5 separate regions of the Homo sapiens genome follow, and regions 2, 3, 4 and 5 are each linked to region 1. A link is a loop called in an ENCODE intact Hi-C map of the cell type or tissue named here. Cell type or tissue: PC-9. All regions are shown on one strand. Region 1 holds the start of OVOL2 (ovo like zinc finger 2). Region 2 has its middle 36 kb from the start of MGME1. Region 3 has its middle 36 kb from the start of ZNF133. Region 4 overlaps KAT14 (lysine acetyltransferase 14). Region 5 overlaps LOC124904876 (a long non-coding RNA gene).

Region 1 (4,000 bases):
GTCCCTCATTGCCTGCCCTAACCCGCCTAGAAGACCCCCGCGTGCCCCCCGGAAGAGGGGGATGAGGTGGGGAGCCCGCCCCTGCCGATGAGCAGAGAAGACCCGCCACCCCTTCCCCCACCCCGGGAGCCCAGCGCCCAGGCCCGGCCCCCGCGCGCGCTCACCTGGGATGTAGGTGTCTGCCCTTTTCTCATCCGGGAGCTCATCCCAGCTGCGGACCGAGACCCCCAGGCTCCTCCTCTTCACCAGGAAGACTTTGGGCATGGTGGGGTCCCCTCTCCCGACTGCGGCCCCCTCCTCCCGGCTGCTCCCCGCTAGGGGCAACGGCGGCGGCTCCGTCCCCGGCTCCCGGCGGCCAGAGCCCACCTTCCCGCCTCGCCTGCCCTCTTCCTCCACCCCCCGCCGCGGCGCGGCCCAGGCCTCTCCCCCGCACGCCTGGCGACTCCCAGCCTCCCGGCTCGGCGACACCTATGCCTTAAATCGCGAGTGAGACCACGCCGGGGAAAAAGTTTCATAAGGTGGAATAGAAAAGGCACCAGGAAACTTGGGACTGAGCATGCGCCCTGCAACATAACGGTGTCAACAAGCTCGCTACCTGTCCGACCGGTTCCGGCGGCCGGGGCTGCCTGTTCCAGCCCTTCCTTAGGCATGAATGTTTGCAAAAGAATTTAAAGTCTGTTCTTCCCCCTCCTCTTTTTAAGAAAGGAAGAACATTTTTTAATCAACCCCCGCCCCATTCCCCCATCACCTGCACCTCGAGGCGAGCTCTTCGAGGTAAACCCCAGGTTCGCCTCCCAGGGCACCCCTCCGGTGAGTTGGGGCCTCCCACGAGTTGCCCCCCTCCCCCGCCCGGTGGATTTGTCTTCGACGAGCCAGAAAATGGCTCAGTTCCCCTGGACCTTGTGGAGCCTTCCTGGGGCTTGATGAAATCTGGGCGGTCAGAAGGGGGAGGCGGCGGGAGACTTCCAAGGATTCTGATTATTAATAATGGGGGGTGGGGGCTTAGGGGCTTAAGCTTTCCATCAGCTACAACACCCCCCCCCCATAAGCAGTAAAAATAAATTTAAAAATTCGGCATCTTTAGACCACGTTATTTTTCTGACTAGTATCATACAATCTAAGAAAAACAAGCCTTGCCCCGCCAAAGCAGCTTCTCCTCACAAGACGTTGCACCCCCCGAGAGCCCCCTCACCCCAAGTAAACACACAATAGAAACAAAAGCCAGGAGCATATTATGCAAATGCAGCTTCAAAACAAGCCCCCAATCCTCGCCCACTCCCACCGTTGCCTCTCCTAACCACCCGATCCCCAAATTCTGAGACTGGGAAATACCTTTCCAGGAAGCTAGCATAGTGAACATTGGCTACATCTTCTAGCCGCCCCTACCGGGGAGGTAGGAAAGCTTTGCATTTATTATTATATCTGTTTGTTCCTATCAACCTTTATGCCTGGAGGGGAGAGGGAGAGAAGGAGGGGGAGTTGGTAAAATATGCCAAGTTTGTAAAGCAGTTGTGCTCACGTTGCGGGGCGCGCTGCCCTTCCCAAGGCCTTGTTCGGGTGCGCCCAGGACAACCGGCACAGCCTCTTGTGTCGCTGCGGTCGCCCTCCTCCAGGAGGTCGTCAGACGTGTGCCAGCTGCCGGGTGCTGCGGGGGCGCGTCTGGTCAGGGATGCCCTGGAGCCCAAGGCTCACCCAACAGCCAGCCTCACCTGTCTGTAACCTGACCCTCCGCGCTCCCAGCCTACAGGGCCCGGGAATCAACACAGCGGTTTTCCCTGTTCCCTTCCGCCCTGAATGGCCCTTGGGGACACAACCGCCTGGTAACGGATTTCTCGGCGCTACTGGCGGACTCGCGCGGCGCAGGGAGCCGGGGCGCAGCTCTGCCGGGGCTGCGGGCGGGACCGGTGCGCGGCGCCTCTAGGTCTGCCCTCAAGGAGTCACCCTCTCTGGACTGAACTCTGAACTCCAGCTTTTCTCTAAGAAAAACCAGCTAAGAACGAAAAAGACTTTGATCCCGGTGAGCCGGAGGAGGAGGAGGAGGAGGAGGAGGAGGAGGAGGAAGACATTTCTGTAGCGGTGCAGGAAAACAAGGCTTCTTGTCTATGAGGCTGATGGGGCAGCTTCCGGGAGACTCTGCAGATGTATTTTTATCCACCAACAAACGGGATTTGCTAGAAAGAAGGAGCTTGGGTGAATGGAAGAGTAAAAATGAAGTACAACTATGAAGTTACAGAATTATTCCCAGTCTTTAAAAATCTTCAAAACTTCACTTCGTTCAGAACTTCCAATTATACAGAAGAGGCTGTCAACTCCATTAACAAAGCTTTTTTTTCCTTTCACTGGATTTCAAACCAGTGAGTGTCTTGACTACTTTGCCTATTTGTATTATTTTAAAAGATTATAGGATGATGAGGTATAAGGCTAGAAACCTCCAAAGCAATGCAACCTTTATAGGTTTGGGGATGAAGACTTAACAGGATAACAACCTTTTTATTCTATGGTCGTTGGATGCACACCTACTATATTTGCTGGGTGCTTCCTGAGGAGAAAGGAATTTAATGTGTTTTATTTCTCTCTTTTTTCTTGATCAGATGTGATAGGGGTCTATCAAAATTATTAACATGTACAAAGAACCAGCTTTTATCTTGGTTGACTTGCCTCCATTGTAAGGTCGGTTTTCTAAGTATTATGAGAGGAGTTGATAGAGTATCCCAGAAAGCAGGATAAGAAGTGAACCCAATTCTCCTTTTCTTGCACTACTATTATATGCTTATACACTGTTGGTGAGAATGCAAATTAATTCAGCCCCTGTGGAAAGCAGTTTGGAGATTTCTCAAAGAACTAAGAATAGAATTACCACTGGACCCACCAATCCAATTACTGGATATACAACCAAAGGAAAACAAATCGCTTTACCAATAAACACTTGTGTGTTTATTGCAGCACTATTCACAGTAGGAAAGACATAGTATCAACCCAGGTGCCCATCGATGGTGGACTCAATAAAGAAAATATGGTACATATACACCATGGAATACTATGCTGCCACAAAAAAGAATGAAATCACATATTTGCAGCAACATGGATGCAACTGGAGGCCATTATCTGGGCAAATTAACTCAGAAACAGAAAATCTAATACTGTAGGTTCTCAATTAGAAGTGGGAGCTAAACATTGGGTACACACAGATTCAAAGATGGGAACAGTTAACACAGGGGATTTCAAAAGTGGGGAGGGAGAGAGGGGGAAAGCCTTGAGAAACTACCTATCAGGTACTATGTTCACTATTTGTTTTTATTTTCATTTTATTTTTGAGACAGAGTTTCCCTCTGTCCCCAGGCTGGAGTGCAATGGTGAGATCTCAGCTCACTGCAACATCTGCCTCCTGGGCTCAAGCAATTCCCGTGCCTCAGTCTCCCAAGTAGCCAGGACTATGGGCATGCACCACCACACCTGGCTAATTTTTGTATTTTTGGTAGAGACAGGGTTTCACCATGTTAGCCAGGCTGGCCTCGAACTCCCGAGCTCAAGTGATCCGCCCCCCTCGCCCTCCCAAAGTGTTGGGATTATAGACATGAGCCACCACAACCGGCCTGTGTTCACTATTTGGGAGATAGGATCATTGGAAGCCCACACTTCAGCATCATGCAATTTACCCATGTAACAAACCTGCACATGTACCCCCGAATCTAAAATTAAAAAAGAAAAGAAAAAGTAAATAATGCTTTAAAGCTTTTTCACATTATTTCCTAAATACCTTTATTTACATTCATTTGGCAATATTATTTGTCCCATTTTTTAAGAAGGAGGGAAAATAGGCTATGAGAAACTAAGTACCATTCAAGTTCTGCTGGGCGCTGTGGCTCACGTCTGTAATCCTGGCACTTTGGGAGGCCAAGGCAGGCAGATCACCTGAGGTCAGGAGTTCCAGACCAGCCTGGCCAACATGGTGAAACCCCATCTCTACTAAAAATACAAAAATTTGCTGGGCATGGTGGTG
Region 2 (4,000 bases), 54 kb before region 1:
AACCCTGTCTCTCCAAAAAAAAAAAAAACGGCTGGGCACGGTGGCTCATGCCTGTAATCCTAGCACTTTGGGAGCTGAGGCAGGTGGATGACCTGAGGTTAAGAGTTCGAGACCAGCGTGGCCAACATGGTGAAACCCCCGTCTCTACTAAAAATACAAAAATCAGCCAGGTGTGGTGGCACACACCTGTAATCCCAGCTACTCAGGAGGCTGAGGCAGGAGAATCGTTTGAACCCAGGAGGTGGAAGTTGCAGTGAGCCGAGATCACGCCACTGCACTCCAGCTTGGGCAATGGAGTGAGACTCCATCTCAAAAACAAACAAACAAACAAACAAACAAACAAAGCTGGATGTGGTGACTCACACCTGTAATCCCAGCACTTTGGGAGGCCGAGGTGGGTGGATCACTTGAGGTCAGGAGTTCGAGACCAGCCTGGCCAACATAGTCTCTACTAAAAATACAAAAATTAGTCGGGCATGGTGGCACATACCTGTAATCCCAGCTACTCGGGAGGCTGAGGCACAAGAATTGCTTAAACCCAGGAGGTGGAGGTTGCAGTGAGCTGAGATCGCACCACTGCATTCCAGCCTGGGCAACAGAGTGAGACTCTGTTTCAAAAACAACCACAAACCAGGGCTAGTAATTCTAACTCACTTCTGCTTTCCAAAAGCAGAATCTGAGGGCTGCTCTCTCTTTTATAAAAGGAAGATATTCGAACAAAAGGCCAGTGACAAAGGCTGTGTTATCTACAGAGATTTTCTTCCAAACAGAATCAGAAATATAGAAAATGGATACACTTTTTTGCGGTGTACTCCAATGTTATTTAGAGCAGCACAGCACAGTACATAAAATTGTCTCAAGTCGTTTAGGAAATGCTGAGGCTAGACCAGAAACAAGAGGGAGAAAATCGCCCGTTTAACAACTTTCCCCTTCATGAAGCTCGAGACACATATAGGACATGGGGCAAAGACCTGGTGTGGCTCAGGGACTTTCCACCTCCTAGCTGTGTAACCTTGAACTCACCTGTCGACATTTGGAGGCCTGGGGATTCTCAAGAAAAATGCAGTTAATGACAGCTTGCCTGCCTCACAGGGTCCCTTAAGAACCAATTGTGAGCCTACATGTCACAAGCCCTCATAGTCTGTAAAATGCTGAATAAATAGAGCAGATTGTAAGGCTATTCCCTGAGGCTAGGCATGAGGAGGTGAGCTGTGAGGAAGGGAGAACCAGCTCATTAACCAGGGGAACAAATGACAGTGTGATGGCATCCCTCCCACATCCATGGGGGCCTCTAAAATCAAGGAGCCAGCCAGTGGTAGGGCCTAGAGATGAGAGGACTGGTGGCCTCTCCAACTGCTTTCCAGTTCCAGGACCTCCAGCTTGTCACCAGGACAACCAGGCAGCCCTCACTCCCTGCACGGCAGCTCAGGTGTCACCCCAGGACATGGAATTGATCGAGAGGCCTCTGCCCCTTCCTTTGGTAGGTTTCTTTGCTGAATGCTCAAGAAGCAGCTCCCTGGTTAGGAATTCCAAGAACTTCTAACTGACAGGGAGTCCCAGCTGTCCCATCATGGAAGGCAGCCACCATATGTGTGGAGAGACTGTGAACTGTGAACTACACTTACGTAACCCTGAACTCGAGTCTTGCTCACAAGACCCAGCTCATGTTCCCTGCGCTGCGAAGCTTCCCAGGAATGGTCCGTGGTTGTTCTGTCTACTGTTGCATTTGACACAGGGCTCTGCCAAGGTATTCACCACATCTGCTTGTATATCCATCTCCCCACTAGACTCTGGGCAAGCCTCCAACTTTCAAATTATTATTATTTTTTTGAGACAGTGACTTGCTCTGTTGCCCAGGCTGGAGTGCAACACTGGTGCCAACATGGCTCACTGCAGCCTCGAACTCCTGGACTCTAGTGATCCTCCCACCTCAGCCTCTTATGTAGCTGGGACTGTAGGCATGTGCTACTATGCCTGGCTGATTTTAACAGTTTTTGTAGAGACAGGGGTCTTGCAATTTTGCCTAGGCTGGTCTCGAACTTTTGACCTCAAGTGATCCACCCAACTCAGCCTTCCAAAGTGCTGAGATTACATGCATGAGCCACCGTGCCCGGCCTAAACCTCCCATTTTATGTTTCCTCTGCCCCTGGTCTAACTCAGTGCCTGGTATGTGGCAGACACACAGGTCAGTGTTACAAATGACCATACCCTCACACTCGCTGTTCCAAATGATGGCTTCTTACTAAGAACCTGAGAATTTCTGCCTGCGGGTTTTGTCTGGGTGCGGATCAGGCCAAAGTTCCATGGAGTTAACACCCTGGGGCAACACTTAAGCAATGAAAACCAGCAGTTAGTGGATGAATAGCCCAGCACGGGACAACCCTGGGGCAGGTTCTGCACAGTCACCTGGCCAGACCCAGCAGCACTGAGCCCTGGCTGTCCACAGCAGTGACTGCTCATAACCACTCTGCCTTCTCTTTCAGTCTCACTTCCCCTCTACCATCTCACGCTTTCTGGGTCAAAGAAACTACTATCTTGGGGTCTGCTTCTGCTGGAGCTCAAACCAAGACAACTGGCTAGTTGGCTGATTGGCTGTGTGAATGGGCACGATTAGCAGCAAAGAAAGAAATGGAAGCCCGCGCGCCGGCTGGGCCCTGGCACATGCGCTGCCCCCACAGTGTGTCTAGACTACGTCGGGGCACGTGCACAGCCAACAGATCCGACACAGGAAAAAGCACTTCTCAGCTGTCCCCACCATCCTGCTATTTGTCATTCCATCCATCTGCTGTCCCCACGAAACGCTCACCCACGTCAGCTAAAATGGTACACTGGGCTTGGAATCGGCTGGGGAAATGTCAGGCTGACAGAACAGGGGGGACAACTGAAATAGCAACTGTGTGGACGGTGGTGGTGACACAAATCTGCCCCTTTGCGTAGAAGGCAGGACTCCCAGAGCTCAGGAGGCCTCTTGCGGAGGAATTGGTATGTGGCGAAGGCTGCAGGGAGGGGGCCCTGGGACTCAGGGGCAGCTAGAGCAGGGCCCTCTGCCCTGAGAGCTCTTCACCCCTTCCTCCCAGAATAGAGGAGATTGTCCAAACATAGAACTCAGTTTGTTTAAAGTCATTGTTTATTTTTAAATGTTCAGTTCGTTTTCCAATCAATCTTCCACGGTGCAGTTCAAGAAAAATGTGTGGATTTTCATGCCTGAGGTCAGTTGCAGGATGTACCTCGCAGAACAGCGTGTGCCCCTGCAAGCTGGGGATTGAGTGTTTTGTTCTGTTTTGTTTTCTCAGGGTAAAGGGGTCATTCTAAAAGCAGGACTGTTTGGATCTTAGAAGATTGGATATTTATTTATTATTTAAATTTTTTTCTTTTCTTTTTTTTTTTTTTTTTGAGATGAAGTCTCGCTCTGTCACCCAGGCTGGAGTGCAATGGGATGATCTCAGCTCACTGCAACCTCCGCCTCCCCAGTTCAAGCGATTCTCCCGTCTCAGCCTCCCCAACCAGCCGGGATTACAGGCGTGCACCACCATGCCTGGCTAATTTTTTTGTATATTTAGTATAGATGGGGTTTCATTTTGTTGGCCAGGCTGGTCTCGAACGTTTGACCTCAAGTGATCCACTCACCTCGGCCTCCCAAAGTGCTAGGATTACAGGCATGACCCACCGTGCCGGGCCTATTTTTTTTTTAATTTATTTTAGAGAGAAGGTCTCCCTATGTTGCCCAGGCCGTTCTCATACTCCTGGGCTCAAATGATCTGCCCACGTTGGCCTCCAAAAGTGCTAAGATTACAGGTGTGAGCCACCGCGCCTGGCCATGGATACTTATACATTCTTTCTACAAATATTTATTGAGTGCCTGTGTTGATCTAGGCACTGTCTTGAGCTCCAGGAAGAAAGCAGTGAGCAAATTCAACAAAATTCCCCACCTCTTCGAGATTACAGACCTGTGGGAGGGCTGGACAGTAAACAAATATATGTACAAATGTCAGGAGATTTT
Region 3 (4,000 bases), 190 kb after region 1:
TGGGAGGCCAAGGTGGGCGGATCACTTGAGATTAGGAGTTCGAGACCAACCCATGCAACATGGTGATACTCTGTCTCTTTAAAAAAAAAAAAAAAAAAAAGAAAGAAATTTTTATTAATTTTCATATGTAAAAAGAGTAGGGTGGTCAGGCACGGTGGCTCACGCCTGTAATCCCAGCACTTTGGGAGGCTAAGGCAGCGGATCACAAGGTCAAGAAATCGAGATCATCCTGGCCAACATGGTGAAACCTCATCTCTACTAAAAATACAAAAATTAGCCGGGCGTGGTGGCATGCACCTGTAGTCCCAGCTACTCGGGAGGCTGAGACAGGAAAATTGCTTGAACCCAGGAGGCAGAGGTTGCAGTGAGCCGAGATAGGACCACTGCACTCTGAGCTGGCGACAGAGTGAGACTGCGTCTCAAGAAAAGAAAGAAAAAGAGTAGGGTAATTGTGATAAAAATAATTGTATCTTTTGGAGATACATGTCTAAATATCTAGAAGTGAAATGATACAATGTCTGGGATTTGCTTCAGTTCTATGGGTGGAGGGGGATGTCACTGAGTGGGATGTGGGGGGCAGGACCAGTCACCACTGATGGCAATTGAGGCTGGGCGATGGGTACTGTGGATTCACTCAACTCTGAACCATTTCTGTGTATCTTCAAAACTTTCCATGGTAAAGTTATTTTTAAAAGCTACTCTTAAAAAAAGATATAAAAAATCATGTAATCTATTTTAGAAAAATTTCCATCAAAATTGCTAAAATAAAATATGGCAATTGAGGAAGGAAAAAAGTAAGAAAAAAATGCAGGAAATATAGTAACATATTTTACAATAATGTCAATCCAAAATATTATTTAAGAAGATTTTGCTACATGACACGAGTAGGGAGTGATATTGTCAATTATCTGAAGTTGCCCATCTAGAAGTTATCAATAAGCTTATTTATCCATCATGAATTTGCTGGTAACCCACTGGGGGCAGGGCATCAGGAACCCCAGCCCGGGCAGGGAGACCTAGGCAGTGTCCTCATCGGCCTCCCCGCCTATGCCAGTGACCATACCACCAAGTCTCTCTGCGTCTGTTTTCTGCTCTGAACAGTGGAGCTCATGATGGCATTAGAGCAACACCCATTTTACTGTGTTGTGAGGAGTAAAGATCATAATGGACATAGGTGCTCTTGATTCATTTGGGAAAAAAGAGGGGCATGGGGCAGGGATTTGCTTGTGGAATAGTGCTCTGAGGGCAGGGAAAGCAGGTAGCTATTTTTATGGGAACCACACACAACCCTAATACTGTAGGAGTTGAAAGAACAAGCTTTTAGGATGGCTCCCAGCACTGCCCCTTGGGAGCTGTCTGCCTTGGGCACTCTTTGCCATAGGCGCTGTCTGTCGGTGCCCCAACGACGTCTTCATCCTGGAATTCAATCAGACCTCAAAGCCCCGTGGTGATAATCAAAAGTATCAATATGTGGCAAAGGTGTAGAAGAGTGATTGGCTTGTAGGAAGCACTTAAGGCAGGTGCACAATCAACTTTGTGATTACTACTAATATAATAAAGCAGCAGGTTGTTTACTCTGATGTCCCGTGGACCCCTTAAGTATTTCTGGAGCCAGGCCTATGTCTGCAAAATGATGAGTTCCTGCCCCAGAGAGCTACAGCATCTTTCTGTAAAACCATAATTGATTCAGACTGCACCTAACTAACCTAGCCAGAAAGTTGGAATTTCAAGATGACCAACTAGACCTTTAATAGTTCAGTGCTTTTATAGTTCATGTCCAGGGTCACATGTCACTGGGAAACAAACCTCCATCCTTCTGTCCTGTGAAATGGGTACTCATCCTCAAGGTGGTAGAAAGGAGAGGCTGCTTTCCACTCTGTTGATGTTGTTAAGTCCTTGCTTAAAGGGTAAGACTGGGAGGTCCCAGGAAGGCAGCCTGAACAATTTCTCTTCTCTCTGGGTTTGCCACAGACACTTCAGTGCCTGCCTTCCTGACAGTGGGATACGCCGGGTGATTCACCAGGTTCAGTCTGGGAGGAGGCGTGGAGGATCCTGCCTATCTTCTCAGACACGCAAAGTCCCAGGTTTTGTTTTCCGAGTCTTGGCGTCCCCAGCCAAAGTTCCTGGGTACTGGCTGCCACCCATGGGAGAGGGGAACACCCACCAGCTCCACCCCATAGGACATTGCTAGGGCCTTAGTCACCTAGAAAAGCCCTCCACGTATTTGCCTGGTTAATGCAACAATAGAAGGGTTACGCCCCAGCAACTTTGGTCTCCTCACTCGGTCACCTCAAGAAAGCCTCATCAAACCTTTGCCATGAAAGCACAATGCCAGAAACGCGGCTGCGTGCCTGGCTTAGCCATACTTGGGCTGCTCTTCATTCAAAAAGGCCTCTGGCAGCCTCTCCTGAAATCATTTGGGCTCGAGATGTCATTCCCTGGTCACACCTAGATTCTTAACTGATTTGTTAAGATTTATGAAGAAAGGCTCCATTCTCTTATTCACTTGGCAAATACTTTTTGGCTCCTGTTCAGAGGTGATTGCAAGAAGCACACGGAGAAGTCAGATGTGGTCTCCGGAGCTGTTCTGGCAGTTTTCACAAGGCCCAGGGGCAGGGTAGAGGTGCATGAGGCCGGGGTGAGTTCTTGGCCTGAAGATCTGAAGACATAGACAAGTTGAGGTACTGCTAACATCCCCTAGGGAGTCCCAGACTTTTGTGCCACCTGGGGTCAGGCAACAGGGAGTGGTAGGGCCTGCGGTAAACCAGAGAATGCACGGGCTTTCTAGAGAGCAGCCGCCCTCCCGAGTAGCTGACTGCTGCCTTGTGGAAATAAGTGCCCAGCTGAGCCAGATCTCTTGTTTTGTCAAGAGAAGCCAGGAATTTGGAGTTATTGTGAAATTTACGGTATTTCATGTTAACAACTAATTTTTTAAAAATTATATATACACATGGAAAGATGCTCAACATTGGTAATCATTAGGGAAAAACACACCAAAACTACAATGAAATACCACCTCACATCCATTAGGATGGCCATTATTTTTTTAAAAAAGAAAATAAGAAATGTTGGTGAGAATGTGGAAAAGTTGAAATCCTTGTGCCCTGTCAGTAGGAATGTAAAACGGTATAGCCACTGTGAAAAACAGTATGGCAGTTCTGCAAAAAATTAAAAATAGAACTACCATATGATCCAGCATTTCCACTTCTGGGTATACTTCCAAAAGAACTGAAAGCAGGGATACTAACAGATATTTATACACCTCTGTTTGTAGCAGCGTTATTCATAATAGCCAAACTGTACCAGGAACCCAAGTGTCCATCAGTAGGTGAATGGATTAGCAAAATGTGATATACGTGAGTGTATACAATGAGACATTATTTAGCCTTAAAAAGGAAGGAAATTCTGACAGTGTTACAACGTGGATGGGTCTTGAAGACATCATGCTAAGTGATGTAAGCCAGTCACAAGAAGACAAATGCTGCATGATTCCGCTTCTATGAGGTACCCAGAATTGTCAAAGTCACAGAGACAGAAAATAGAATGGTGGGTTGCCAGGAGCTGGGAGAGAAGAGAATGGAGAATTAGCATTTAATGGATATAGTTTCTGTTTTGCAAGATAAAAAGAGCTCTGGAGATGGTTGTACAACATTATGAATGTATTTAATGCCACTCAACTATACACTCAAAATGGATAAAATGGTGAATTCTATGTTATGTGTATTTTACCACAATAAAAAAAAATGGGAACAAAATTGTAAGTACAGCACAATTCAAACAAAATTTGTCTTTGGGTCCTGTGGGGCCCGAGGCTGCTAGCTTGTCCTTCTGCCCTACTGGTCTTCTGCGAGAGCCCATGGCCGTTCCACATTCTGGCCTAACTCCACTCTGCGTAGTCTTGGGAGCTGGACACACCTAGGTTTGAATCCTGGCTCTGCTCCTTAGTAGTCATGAGATGCTGAATTCTTCTCTACCAATGGGTCTGGGATTATAAAAGCTT
Region 4 (4,000 bases), 86 kb after region 1:
CCAACCTGTGAAAGAAACGTGAATGTAAAAGAGACCTAAATAAAAGGATAATTATATTTATTCTCTAGTTGATCAGCTATAAATTTATATAAAACATAGGCATGTTTGTACTAATGAAACGTACTGTCAACCTCTATCACATTGTTAAATTAACACTTTTGGTGGTAACTCAATAAAATTGAGAAAATTGGAAATCCTGTGTTACTTAAAGAATTAGCCATATTTTTCTAACAAGGTCACAGAGATTTAGGGCCAAATTCCAGTCCCAGTGTTGAATTCATGTTCAAGTTTATAAAAATTACTTTGTTAATATTTAACTTACGTGGAGAACTCCTGCTATTGTATACTGAAAAGAGGTTAGAATTAGCAGATTGAAGGTGTTTTTTGCCCTTTTTCTAGGACCAGTCTTTTTTTCCATTTTCCTTTTTTTCTGCTGGCAAGAGATACCTCATACACACTCCCTGATTGCCTCAATCTTGAGATTTTCTTTTCTTTCTTTTTTTTTTTTGAGATGGAGTTTTGCTTTTGTTGCCCAGGCTAGAGTGCAATGGCATGATCTCGGCTCCTGGGTTCAAGCGATTCTCCTGCCTCAGCCTCCCAAGTAGCTGGGATTATAGTGTTTGCCAGCACACCTGGCTAATTTTTTTTTTTATTTTATTTTTTTTTTTTGAGACGGAGTTTTCCTCTTATTGCCCAGGCTGGAGTGCAATGGCATGATCTTGGCTCACTGCAACCTCCGTCTCCCAGGTTCAAGTGATTCTCCTGCCTCGGCCTCCCGAGTAGCTGGGATTACAGGCATGCGCCACCATGCCCGGCCAATTTTGTATTTTTAGTAGAGATGAGGTTTCTTCTCCATGTTGGTCAGGCTGGTCTCAAACTCCCAACCTCAGGTGATCCATCCGCCTCGGCCTCCCAAAGTGCTGGGATTACAGGCATGTGCTACTGTGCTCGGCCCTGATCTTGAGATTTTCAATGGCCAGCTTCCTGGCACCTGAGGAGTATGGCTTGCCAGCCATCATATGGTTTATACCGAAACAGGATTTTCCCATTAGGCAAGAGACTAGTAAAGATATAGGTACTTGAGGAATGCCTTTGTGTAATATAATTTGTAACCAAGTCAGAGAAATACATATATAACTGTGAAGAGGGTCATTTTCTGGCATGTGGAAATGTTTTTCTTAAAATGGGTTCAACTTCAAATTTAGTCACTGTTAACAAATTAATAGTAACATTTTCACAGGAAATGCAGAATTTACTAGTTAGCTGGTTTTTGCTTCTGAGCGGTCTCTGTTATTGATTTCAGGTTCTGCCTGAATTCTCAGTGGCTTTCCCTTTGTCCTGTTGAGGACAAATTTTAAGCTACCCTTTGTGGTCAGGACCCTGCTAACTGTAGTTTCTTTGATTCCCACACAACTTTGCAGTTAGGGTGAACTTATTCTTCACAAACAATTCTTATCCTTAGGGCTTTGCACAGTTTTTTTCTTCTGGAATATGCATCTCCACAGCCTCCATTCTCCCTATACACAAAGAGACCCCTTTTCACCTGGCCAATTTCTAATCCTAAGCCTCCCCCTAATATAGGTTGGGCCTCCTTTTATTTACCCTCACACTGCCCTGTGGTACACAGCACATTCCATTCCTTATGTGTCACAGAGCATCAGCATCACCTGAGGGACTAAGAAATGTAACTCCTAGGCTCTGCTTCAGAAATTGATGCATTTTATCTGGGCTAGAATCAAGCATATTTAGAAAACCAAGAACAACTTGGGTGATTCCAATGCACTGTGAGCATGGAGAACCACTGTGTTGTTGTGATCACCTGTTTTCTATGCAGCCCTCAGGGAAGTGCAAACCTGTGAGATCAGGCACCATTATCTGTCTTGGACTTTGTATTCCCAGTTCCTAGCCCAGTGCCTGGTATGCAGAGGGAGCTCATATTTTTTGAAAGAATGTGTGAAGAGACCTGCCTCTGGGAGTCAGGAATGTGACAATTGGGAAATCCAGCAACAATACCTGCTTTTCCAGTACCTTTCTCCTAAAAGTTACTGGATCCTACAGATCTTAGTGGGCGTATACTTGGTGTTAGAAGAATAGAAATCTTTCTAATTCCCTTCCTTTTCCCCATTTTGCAATTGTGGGTTGGCTGAAGAAAAGAAGACAACATGGGAAAGGAAAATCTGGGTGATAAACGGATTAAACCTTTAGGTTACCGCTGCTCTAGATAAACCCATGATGTGACTTTTTGTTTTTCTCCTAGGTCAGCTGAGGGAACAGCTCAGTTACCTTAAGGGTGATAATTTTTTTAGGTTTACTTGTTCGGATTGCTCAGCAGATGGCAAGGAGCAGTATGAAAGGCTGAAGCTGACATGGCAGCAAGTGAGTAAAAAGCCCTTCCCCAAATCCATGAGGGTGGTTCCCCCAGGAGTTTGTTGGAACGAATATCTAGAAACTTAGGGATGAGCTTTTGAGTTGTTTGGAGGGGCACTTTTTATTTCGCAATGAAATTAGATACCGAATATGTGGAGAAGGGAGTGAAAAATACTCGCTGTAATCCCAGCACTCTGGGAGGCCAAGGCGGGCAGATCACCTGAGGTCAGGACTTCGAGACCAGCCTGGCCAACATGGTGAAACCCCATTTCCATTGAAAATACAAAAATTAGCTGGCTATGGTGGTGGGCCCCTGTAATCCCAACTACCTGGGAGACTGAGGCAGGAGAATCGCTTGAACCTGGGAGGCGGAGGCTGCAGTGAGCCCACACCGTGCCACTGTACTCCAGCTTGGGCGACAAAGTGTGACTCCTTTTCAAAAAAAAAAAAATATATTCACTGCTGACTTGGTGAATTGGGCTTGAGAGGCTTGAGAATCTCATGATTTCTTTTATATGTGATACCAAGCTCTGATTATAATTGAAAATGAAATTCTCATTTTCCTGGCAGCCATTTTAAGAACAATAAAACTATTTTTTTAAAGTGGAAAGATGGCTATGTTGAAAATAGATTTGGAAGAAGGAAGGTGACTGATTGCAAAAACCAACATAACCCAGCTTTTCTGCATTTGAACTCGGAGATGTTTGAATTTTTGTTTGCTGAAATACTTGTTCCTTTTTAACTGTCTCTAATATCAGCACCCTAATCTAAGTCAGCTGTATCCTAAACAATAGCTTTTTGCTGATCTCCAGGTTGTATTAAATTGTTTTAGTTTTGTTTCTATGTCAATATGTTAATGTATAATATGAATAATAAGGCATCAGTGTATACTTTTTAGTTCAAAAACCAGATGAAACCAGACATGGTGGCTCACATCTGTAATCCCAGCACTTTGGGAGGCGGAGGCGGCCAGATCACCTGAGCTCAGGAGACAAGCCTGGGCAACGTGGTGAAACCCCGACTCTATAAAAAACAGGCCAGGCGCGGTGGCTCATGCCTGTAATCCCAGCACTTTGGGAGGCTGAGGGAGGCAGATCACCTGAGGTCGGGAGTTCGAGACCAGCCTGACCAACATGGAGAAACACCGTCTCTACTAAAAATACAAAATTAGCTGGGTGCGGTGGCACATGCCTGTAATCCCAGCTACTTGGGAGGCTGAGGCAGGAGAATTGCTTGAACCCAGGAGGCGGAGGTTGCAGTGAGCCGAGATCGCGCCACTGCACTACAGCCTAGGCAACAAGAGTGAAAGTCCATCTCAAAAAAAACCAAAAAAACAAAACAATACAAAAATTAGCTGAATGTGGTGGTGGTGCACTCCTGTGGTCCCAGCTTCTCAGGAGACTGATGTGGGAGGGTTGCTTGAGCCTGGGAGGTTGAGGCTGCAATGAGCTGTGATCGAGCCACTGTACTCCAGCCTGGGTGGTGACAGAGTGAGACCCCATCTCAAAAAAAAAAAAATTATATATTACTTAGTTTTTATGTTCATTCATTCATTCAACAGATACTGAGTACCTGTTATGAACCAGGTGCTGTTCTAGGCCTGAGACTACTGTGGTGAACGAGACAGCTAAGG
Region 5 (4,000 bases), 220 kb after region 1:
CTATACTGAAAACTGTAGGCAACTGTAACATAATGCTAAGTAGTTGTTTGTCTAAACATATCTAAACACAGCATTCATGTTTCTAAACATATCTAAACATAGAAAAGGTAGAGTGAATGTGCAGTATTTGTAATCGTATGGGACCACCGTCATATATGCAGTCAGGAAATGTCATTATGTGGTACATGACTGTATATTCATTTCACCCAGGAATTAGAAGGCTGAAAGGAAACACAATCCATTTTCCAGTTGCTGGAACCACACTAAGAATATCAGCCTGGAATTCAGTCTTTAGCCAGTTTGAATTGTGAACAAATACAATTCAAGATATAATAATCAGGCTTAAAATCTTGTTGTAGTCAAGTGCAATGCTCTTCTACCAAAAGAGAATGTGTAGCATCTCCAGTTTCTGCTTATATCTTGTGGAACTGGAAAAGAAAGCCAGAAGATATCCTGACTTACTCAGTTTTTTGCTAGGATTCATACATCAATTCCTTAAGTGGAAGATGTTCTCTTACATGAATGTGTAGCATCAAGAACATCACAAGTAAGATTTTAATGTGGTTATAATTCATTCCAAAGAGAGAAATACTACTCAAATCCATTACATCTGAACTTGTTTGTTTGCTTTTTAATGTATTTATTGTCTGCTGTAAGCTCCTGAGAAGACAGAGGCTCTATCTCATTTATTGCCAAATCCTTGTTCCTAGAACAGTAGAATAGCAGATGCTCAACAAACCTTTCTCTTGTTCTGGCTAAGCAAATTTATTTAGCCTTTTAACCCAAGATTTAAAAGGATTTAGTCAGAATGAAAAGAAATCAGGAACGGGACCAATTTAAGGTTATACTGATAATCACATCGGTAAGTATGGTGAAAATTTACTGAGCAATTACTGTGTGCGAGGCCACTGTTCTGATGGCTTAAATATGTGGACCCATTGAATCCCCACATGACCCACAGAACCTCATGCAGGTTAAGAAATTTCCGCCAGTTCAGCCAGAGGGTGAGTGGCAGAGCTTGCATTGAAACTTGGGCAGCCTCACTCTACAGCCTGTGCTGTTGCCCATAACAGGCGCTTTAGCTGCTGCGTTTGCCTGAATGCTAATAGCCTTCCACTCCCTTTATTACCTTGAGACTGAGCAGTGTGGACAAATGCAGGTAGCTTTCTTGTCCTTCTTTCAAGAATGTTGGGCCAGGCGCGGTGTCTCACGCCTGTAATCCCAACACTTTGGGAGGTCGAGGTGGGTGGATCACCTGAGGTCAGGAGTTTAAGAACAGCCTGGCCAACATGGCGAAACCCCGTCTCTACTGAAAATACAAAAATTAGCCGGGCATGATGGTGGGCGCCTGTAATCCCAGCTACTTGGAAGGTGGAGGCAGAAGAATCACTTGAACCTGGGAGGCAGAAGTTGCAGTGAGCGGAGATTGCGCCACTGCACTCCAGCCTGGCCGACAGAGGGAGACTCTCTGTCTCAGGAAAAGAAAGAAAGAAAGAAAGAATGTTGTACCTGTACATTTAACTTGTTCAACAGTCATTTTCCCAATTACTCCATTTTGCTAGTGGCAAAACTCCTGATAAGCAGATGTTCTGTCCCTGGGCAGTTTCCTTTGGAAACTACTTGGTGTATGGAAGCTTCACACCCTTAGTTAGCTCAAATATGGCTCCATGCATGCATTTCGAGGCCTGAGGATCCATTTCAGCCCACCATTTTGAAAATGCTCATACAATATTAGCTTCAATGGGGACAAGGGCTTTGTTTGGTTGACGCTATAAACAAACAGTAGTTGGCACCAAGTAGACCCTCGGAAAATATGGAATGAATGAATGAAGCCATGCCCTGAGAGCCCTGAGACAATACGTGACACGTCCATACCCCACCCCCTCCAGTCAACAAGAACGAGAATGGCTATATTACTTATCTGCATTTTATTTTAGAGCAGTAACTGACTATGGAATTACAATAGTGTCTTTTTTCCATCTTCTTCAATTATATCCATAGTTAAAATATAATTAAAATTTCAACCTCACAAGATTTGGAAAGATGCAAAGTCAGTGGCTTCCTCTGAGGCCTTAGCTACCCCTTGTCCAGGGAAAATGCTGGCCTCTGGACAACTGAATCCTGACGAGAACACTTGCGCCGGTCCTCTACCTGAATTGCCAAAAGGGCCCGCAGGGAAAGGAAGGAATCACCATGTTTAGGGCGCCCTCTTCTGTTCAAAGGGCTGAAGCCCGTGGAGCCAGGGCAAGGCTTTCAGCGGATGAGCATCTTGGAGCAAACGTCAGAGAACCACATACTTTCATTCCTGGAAAGGGCTTTAGAGATGACTAGTTCAAACTACACATTACACATGGGAAACTGAGGCCCAAAGGGGTCAAATGCCTCATCCACGGTCACACAATTGGTTAAATCTCGAAAGAGGAAGAAACCGGACTCCCTGGCCCAGACCCCTCAGTAACAAGAGGAAAATGAACTCGTAACTCCAGTCTCTTATGCCTTTGTAAAAATCAAGAAAAATTAATCACAAATCTATAGTGCCAATTTCTTACGATTTATACCTTCAACTTCCTGTAATGTCACTATTCACATTTTCAATACGTTAACAAAGGTTCCCCAAGCATAGATTTCCTTAAGAATCAAAGAGAGACTTGCCTCTATTTTTTTTTTTTTTTTTTTTTTTTTTTGAGACGGCGTCTTGCTCTGTCACCCAGGCTGGAGTGCAATGGCATGATCTCAGCTCACTGCAACCTCAGCCTCCCGGGTTCAAGCCATTCTCCTGCCTCAGCCTCCCGAGTAGCTGGGACTACAGGCACCCGCCACCAGGCCCAGCTAATTTTTATACTTTTAATAGAGACAGGGTTTCACCATGTTGGCCAGGATGATCTCGATCTCTTGACCTTGTGATCCGCCCGCCTTGGCCTCCCAAAGTGCTGAGATTACAGGCGTGAGCCACTGCGCCCAGCCGACTTGCCTCTATTTAGTCCAGCCATTCCTTTCATTATTTTTCTCCACAGGCCTCATATTTGAAGGTTTTTAGTCTACCAAGCAAGCCACACTTTTAGAGTAAAAATGCATTTTCTCATTTAAAAAAGTACAGAAACAATGACCATGTATGAGACGTTACGCTACTGATATTATCAAATGAAATTTAAAATGTGAAATGCTTGAAACAGTGATTGATACATTATAAATATGCCAGAGATGTTCGCTATTATAATTCTACAATAACAATCAACAGTAGAAAGAAAAAAAGTACTTTTGTTAGTCTGTGCAGCCCTATGCAAGATTAATGTATCATTTCAATTTGATATTTTGAAATACTAAAAATAATAGTGGAGTTCAAAGGTAATTCTGGGGATACCTGGAAGCCAAAGATCCCTAGGTTGGGGCCAACTGCTGTAACCCATTAATCTCCCAGCCTGGGGTGGGGGGCTTACTCTGCCCTTACATGGGATTGTGATGCTCTCTCATCTAGTGCGTTGATGTGGGTGCCTTTGTATGAAGGGTGTGTCCTTGGCAGTCCTTCAAGCCTTCTTGCTACTCCACTAAAACAAACATATCCTATAAACAAATTCTTACAGATAGATAGCTGGAGCCTAATAAGGATGTGTTGAATGTTTGCAACTCTTTGCTAAGACCACAGGCTTCTAAAAGGAAAAGAAAAAAAAAAGCTAATTCCATTTATGTGATGTTCTAGAACAGGAATCACTAATTTGGTGACTGCCTTTGAGGCAACAGAATTGAGTTTGACTGGGAAGGGGCATGAGGAAACCTTCCAGAATGGCGGGGATATTCTCATCTCGAGAAGGGTTTGGGTTTTATGGGTGTCTGCATTTGTCAAGATTCATCGAATAGTACACTTAAGATCTGTGCATTTTGTTGTATGTTTTAAATTTAAAAAAAAAAACCATTGACAAATACTGAACTCTAATGACATGTATGCTGAACGATTTAGGGGTGAACTGATGTCTGCAACTTTGAAATGCATCAAAAAAGTGGA

The links. Hi-C counts contacts between places; a loop is a spot of excess contacts. Peaks named below come from ENCODE experiments on the same cell type or tissue, not always from the same donor. Only the 100,000 strongest peaks of a DNase experiment are listed, where the experiment ranks them.
Region 2: a loop joins it to region 1, with 2.6 times the contacts of the local background. A loop is called at or near these places in 2 of 110 quality-filtered maps.
Region 3: a loop joins it to region 1, with 12 times the contacts of the local background. A loop is called at or near these places in 3 of 110 quality-filtered maps.
Region 4: it touches region 1 in a loop (5-fold over the local background); 7 of 110 quality-filtered maps call a loop at or near these places.
Region 5: it touches region 1 in a loop (6-fold over the local background); 15 of 110 quality-filtered maps call a loop at or near these places.

The regions. Positions count from the first base shown.
Region 1 is chr20:18,057,371-18,061,370 of GRCh38, forward strand. OVOL2 (ovo like zinc finger 2) reads right to left here and starts at 546. Exons shown (of 4, transcript NM_021220.4): 1 at 165-546. The coding sequence starts at 264. In PC-9, CTCF peaks have their summits at 1,566, 1,770 and 1,970; DNase peaks (open chromatin) are centred at 601 and 1,721; H3K4me3 peaks cover 2,506 bases; H3K27ac peaks cover 1,355 bases.
Region 2 is chr20:18,003,042-18,007,041 of GRCh38, forward strand. No RefSeq gene overlaps it. Among named protein-coding and RNA genes, the nearest start is that of MGME1, 36 kb to the left of the region's middle. RefSeq lists enhancers at 2,118-2,679, 2,728-2,787. In PC-9, no CTCF peak of the experiment used is centred here; DNase peaks (open chromatin) are centred at 2,290 and 3,920; H3K27ac peaks cover 1,824 bases.
Region 3 is chr20:18,250,618-18,254,617 of GRCh38, forward strand. No RefSeq gene overlaps it. Among named protein-coding and RNA genes, the nearest start is that of ZNF133, 36 kb to the right of the region's middle. RefSeq lists an enhancer at 1,632-2,831. In PC-9, no CTCF peak of the experiment used is centred here; a DNase peak (open chromatin) is centred at 2,324; H3K4me3 peaks cover 2,224 bases; H3K27ac peaks cover 3,734 bases.
Region 4 is chr20:18,142,976-18,146,975 of GRCh38, forward strand. It overlaps KAT14 (lysine acetyltransferase 14), which reads left to right. Exons shown (of 11, transcript NM_001392073.1): 3 at 2,258-2,376. It overlaps PET117 (PET117 cytochrome c oxidase chaperone), which reads left to right. Exons shown (of 2, transcript NM_001164811.2): 2 at 1-194. Among named protein-coding and RNA genes, the nearest start is that of PET117, 7.1 kb to the left of the region's middle. In PC-9, no CTCF peak of the experiment used is centred here; DNase peaks (open chromatin) are centred at 1,216, 1,656 and 2,006; H3K4me3 peaks cover 2,766 bases; H3K27ac peaks cover 4,000 bases.
Region 5 is chr20:18,274,715-18,278,714 of GRCh38, forward strand. The region is part of intron 2 of LOC124904876 (a long non-coding RNA gene); the gene reads left to right. Among named protein-coding and RNA genes, the nearest start is that of ZNF133, 12 kb to the right of the region's middle. In PC-9, CTCF peaks have their summits at 2,218 (motif pointing left) and 2,421; a DNase peak (open chromatin) is centred at 2,217.